Linked DNA regions of Mus musculus: region 1 is linked to region 2. A link is a contact called in ENCODE Hi-C data. All regions are on one chromosome and are shown on one strand. Each heading gives the region's core, a stretch centred on a gene start or an enhancer-like site at or near the end of the contact. The rest is flanking DNA. Distances are from core to core; before and after follow the strand shown. Region 1 holds the start of Peli1 (pellino 1). Region 2 has its middle 57 kb from the start of Peli1.

What was found. Hi-C counts contacts between places; a loop is a spot of excess contacts on that map.
Region 1: a loop to region 2 is called in a map of left cerebral cortex, with 2.3 times the contacts of the local background. The contact joins the promoter of Peli1 here to the enhancer-like site in region 2. A Hi-C loop is called at or near these places in 4 of 37 maps with a recorded cell type or tissue (gastrocnemius, heart and left cerebral cortex).

Annotation. Positions count from the first base shown.
Region 1 is chr11:21,090,072-21,092,771 of GRCm38, reverse strand. It overlaps Peli1 (pellino 1), which reads right to left and starts at 1,448. Exons shown (of 7, transcript NM_023324.2): 1 at 1,094-1,448.
Region 2 is chr11:21,032,982-21,035,681 of GRCm38, reverse strand. No RefSeq gene overlaps it. Among named protein-coding and RNA genes, the nearest start is that of Peli1, 57 kb to the left of the region's middle. Within about 2 kb of position 1,411, at least 3 of the 3 ENCODE cell types and tissues checked have a DNase peak (open chromatin) inside an H3K27ac peak, as active enhancers do; they include gastrocnemius, heart and left cerebral cortex, where a contact is called at or near this core.

The DNA.
Region 1 (2,700 bases), core at 199-2,698, 57 kb before region 2:
TACGAAGACAAAGTAACACTCTACTACCCGAAAGTAAAGAGCCTTTGAATCAAAACAGACAACCTTTGATACACAAAAGCTTCAATTCTCGGTTTAATAAAGCGTCCTGTGGATGAGATGCTCAATATTTGTTGATGGAAGAGTGCTGGGGCTAAAACCAACGAGCATATTGTGAGTAGTGACTAAACATGTTAAATGTAGGTTAAGTAAAAACTATCCCCTCCCTCATCATTGTTGTCTGACTTTGTAAGAGATCTGCACATATAAACATAATATATGGCGAAGTGAGTTGATGACTTACAGTATCTTCACCACTCGGAACATTTTTCAGAAAGTCCTTTGAGGTTTTAAGATTCAAATACTATTTAAAAAGAATTATTGTTTCAACTACCTAACAATTACCTAGACTTCTTCCAGACTTCATTTAACCTGTAAGTAAAATGAGCATCTTTAACTTTTCCACAGGGCATTTGGAGAATGAGTTATTACTCATAAACGCTTTCGGAGCCTCAGACACCAGCGCGGTACATCAAGCGTATCCATCAATTTGAGGGCTTTCTGGACCTCAGTTTACCCACGTACGGAAACGGGCTTGGCAAGGGCCGGGAGGTGAAATTAATTAGTGTTTTTAAAATGCTCTGAGATTCCCAAGATGAAAGGAAACGTAGAGGCACGCAGAGATGATGACAATAATCATAACAATAAAAAGAATGACTAACTTGGAATTCTGTGTTACGTAAGGAAGCTGAGAAGTTATCAGATTCACACAAACAAAAGAAAAGCCCACCGCCCCTTTGTTCCCCTTCCACTTCGCCGGCCTGCAGCCTGGCCGCGGGAGCGAGAACCGGGCCGCCGAGCTGGGGCTCCCCTCCGCCGCGCACCCGCTCCAGCCGTGGGGGAGGGCGTTCCGGGCAGCTCCTCACAAAGGCGCTTCCTCCCTCCGCGCGGGATGCGGCGCCGCAAACTCTGCTCCCCGCCGCCTCCCCGCGGGCGGGCGGGCGCGCAGGCCGCCGCGCCGCCACCGGCAAAGGCTCGGAGGAAGTTCCGCGCCGCCGGCCCTCGCGCCCCCGTTCGCCGCCCGCGCCGCACTCACCGGACGACTGCTGGTGGCCGGAACGCCAGCTCGGCCCGCCGCACGGACACCCGGGGCGCGGGGGCGGCGCGAGCACCGGTTGAACGCAGGCACCAGCGGAGCCCGCCGCCTTCCCGCCAGCCGCCGAGCCCCGCGAGGCCGAGTGGAACGCAGAGCCGAGCGCGGACTAGAGAGGGAGGCTCGGGCCCGCTTTGTGGTGAGCTCCCCGGGCTGCAGGCAGATCCGGTGGCGCCGCACGGCCGCTGCTGCCGCTGCTGCTGTTGTCGCTGCCGCTGCTGCTGCTGTTGCTGGCGCTGGAGAAGGCGGCGGCGGCGCCCCCGACGGTCCCTCCGCCTCGAACCGCCTTTGGGTCACTGACACACACTGGGAAGGAGGGACCGGGACTAGCGGGAGGGCGGGGCATAAGGGTAAGGGGCAGGGCCACATCGCGAGGCGGTGCCGAGAGGGCTCTTGGGAACTGTAGTTCTCTTTACCGAGAGAGAAAAAAAAAAGTATCTGTTGTGGAGGAGCCTACTGCTGGCTCTGCGCTGTGCACGCGCAAGGGGGTTGGGGCGGGGACTGTTGCCATAGTCACCCATTCACTAAGCCTGAAGGTTCTGGACTGTAGTTGACTAAACAAGGCTGGTCTTGTGTCTTTGGTGCCATTGGGTTCCTGCCCACAGCCAGTCCCTCCTGCTTCACCCCACCCCCAACCACTTCCAAGTGCCCAGTGAAATCTAACTTCCTCTTGACATGGCAGTCTCCTTGGTTGTTTAGATTTCTTCTGCAAATCATAAATACCCCCTTCCTTTGCCTCCTTCAAGAGAATTACCCAAGGTACTAAAAATCTACTTGTTCTTAGTGTTTTAACAATTAGGTTATAAAACTGTAGGGAGCGTGACCATTAACAGAATTCTGTAATTTCTTTGTTCGGTTAGTTACATTTAATTCCAACCCAAGTTCAGCATTAACAGCATTGTTGGATCATTGTACTGCAATTTGTTCATCTGAAAATCTATAGTTCTTCAAACATCCAGATTCCATAAATATATATTCAAAAGATAAGTAGAGAGAGTTCAGAACTGTTCAATGTATGTATTAGCCGATTCAAGTTTCTCACTATCAAATTACAACATACGGCACCTTGAAACATGGTATGGGTATGTTGTGCTCAGCTAAGTCTTACACCCTTTCTAAATGACCAGGTATGCATGTATGGTGGTGTGAGAAAACACAGTACTGGCTCTCCAGAAGGTTTACAGGTAATTTGCCTCAGTTTCCCTTAATAGAGTACCTAGAACCTGGAAGAAAAAACATTAATGCCAAGGAATCAGACATCTATTTCAAGATGGGAAACTAAGGATTTTCAAATAGTCTTAGGATCAAAAACCCTGGATGCCCACAGACCACATAATTATTTGATCAATGAAGAAATAAGTAATTTAAGAAACAAGTACACGGGAGACAGAGAATGGCTCAGCAGGGCTCAGCAGTTAAGAGCACTGGTCACGCTTCCAAAGGACCTGGCTTCTTTTCCAGCACCAATGTGGACACTCACAGCCTCCTGTAACTTCAGGGAATCCAACACCATCTTCTGGCCTCATTGGCCCATAGACATATATGCAGGC
Region 2 (2,700 bases), core at 162-2,661:
GGCCAGAGGCCAGCATTGTTCTACAGAGCAAGTTCCAGGATAGCCAGGGCTACAAAGAGAAGAAAGAAAAAAAAAAAAAAAAAAGGAAGAAATAAATAAAGACATTAAGGTGAATGAAGAATGAGAACAATGTCTGAAAACATCAAAATAGTGGTCTTCCCAGTGTGTGTTAAAGGCATGTGAAACTGGAAGTAGAATCCACCATCACTAATTACTGAATGGCTAGGTATAGTCACATAAAAGGATGCATTTGAGCCGGGTGTGGTTTTAATCCTTTAATCCCTTATTTAAAAGGAGTGCATGCCTTTAATCCCAGCACTCAGGAGGCAGAGGCAGGCAGATTTCTGAGTTCGAGGTCAGCCTGGTCTACAGAGTGAGTTCCAGGATAGCCAGGGCTACACAGAGAAACCCTGTCTCAAAAAAACAAAACAAAACAAAACAAACAAAAAAAAAACAACAACAAAAAAGGGTGCATGTGCTCCAATAGAGCACACTTTCTTACTAGTCTCCTTTAAGACATTCTTTCCTACGTTTAAGATCTATTTGCATAAGTATATAGTAAGATAAGTTTAAATTGCCATAAGGAAGTCTGTTTATATTTGTCTTCTACCAAAATCTCATTTTTGTCATCTTGCTGAAACAGCCATTTAAGTCACACAGAAAAGGAAAGCCCAGTTTTGGTGACATTCTGTTTTAATTCCAGCACCCTGGAGCCTGAGGTGGGAGGCCTGACAAGAATCTGAGGCCAGCCTGGGTTGCACAGTGAGTTCGAGGCCAGCCTGGGGGATATGTAGCAAGACCCTGTCTCCAACAATCAAAACAAAAACAAAGAACAAAACGACTTCTCCCAACCTCCACCTCCCAACCCTCCCCTGCTCTCAGCCTTCACATACAACAAAACATCAAATAGGAGCATGGTTTATGATCCAAAATGGGCATGATTTATGGGCCCAGCAAGCAGTCCTGACCCGCGCAAGTGTCTGTCTTGCATATGTAGATGGGGGTTGAAAAGGCATTTCTGGCCAGGACCCTTCCCCCAAAGCATTTTTGCAGTTTCTCTGTGCCAACTCATCTGTGGATATATCATTTTAATCCTCCATAATCGTAGATCTGTAAATCTGCGTGTGAGTCGCCGTCGTCTCCCCCTCCCCCCCCCCTTCTTCTTCTTCTCTGTGGAAAGGATTCCTCTCTACCCCTTGGAGCTTAACTGCAGTTAAGAATGTGACCAGGAGGTCACATTTAGATTAGAACCCAGTAAAACCTGATGAGCTTGCTAAGCAGGACAACGGGGGAAACTCACAGGTCCAACTGTGGCTGCTTTCCTCTGGAGTGGGTGTGGGCGGGGGGTCACGGGAGTGCCTAACAGGAAGTGAATCTGGCTCAGGCTCAGGCCACAGGCCACAAGCCAGGAGACCCAGGCATTAATTCCTTGGGTTAACCAGCAGGTTGGAGATGTAAGGGATTGGTTGCCTTGGAGCATCATCTCCCTCGCCCTGGCCCCAGCAGCTGCTAATTGGCTTTCTCTTCACAAGCAGCTTTCCTTCTCCATTCTGTCTCTGAGGGAATTTCCCAAACTAACCTTGTCTAAGCTTTCCCGAGGGACTGTTTGTGGGGGCAGGTGGAGGAATTTCCCACCTTCTGACCACAGTGTAGCCTGGAGAGATTTACTGCTGATCTCCCATTTGGGGAGGTTTCTTTTTGGCGCACCACGACTTCCTGTTTCCCAGCGGTCTCTGCTCTCAGCAGAGGGAAAACGAACGTGTTTATAATACAGTGATGCACACCTCCTCCCTACTCCTAGTTCTGGGCCACTGTGACATTGAATTTGTAAGCCAGGCCCCGGGAACCTTGCTGAGAGATTTGGGTGGATAACACTGAAAATTACAGAAGTATTTGGAGTATAGCTTGTCATTCGTGTGCCACAGAAAAGATTGTTTCATAGATTTGTCGCTCCTGATTTAAAGGAGCTTGAAATGCCTCTGTTAACAGAAACCACTAGGAGCTGGAGAGATGCCTGAGAGCATTGGAGTTTGGGTCCCAGTATTTGCATAGTGCATCTACTCACACCCAGTAGAGACTCTAGCTTCGGAACAAATGAGGCCTCTGGCCTGCACAACATGCACATATGTGCACATACCCACATGCACATAATTAAAAATAAAAAGTGCTGGGGATGGAACTCAGATCGTCACAAAGGCTAGGCAAGCACCGCATGCCCCTGCACATGCCACACCCTCAATGCCCCTTTCTCTTTCACTTAATAACAGGGCGCTGCCGCTCACGGAGCGCCCAAGTGTGATAAGCACGGTGCCGGGGAGTTTGCGTTCCCTTCTCATTTGATTCTGGTAAAAGTCCGGAGAAGTAGGCCTCATTAGACCTAATTAACCAGCGGGGTGGGTGGGGGTGGGGGGTAGCAGACAGCTACCTTTCCCTGGCTGGTATTTATTTATTTATTTATTTATTATTTGGGGGAGGGGGAGAAAAGGGTTTATTTGGCATACACTCCTATATTGCTGTTCATTATTGAAGGAAGTCAGAACAGAAACTGAAATAGGGCAGGATCCTGGAGGCAGGAGCTGATGCAGAGGCCTTGGAGGAGTGCTGCTTACTGGTTTGCTTCCCATGGTTTGCTCAGCCTGCTTTCTTACAGAATTGGCACTACATACCATGGCCTTGGGCCTCCCCCATCTTTCTCATTGA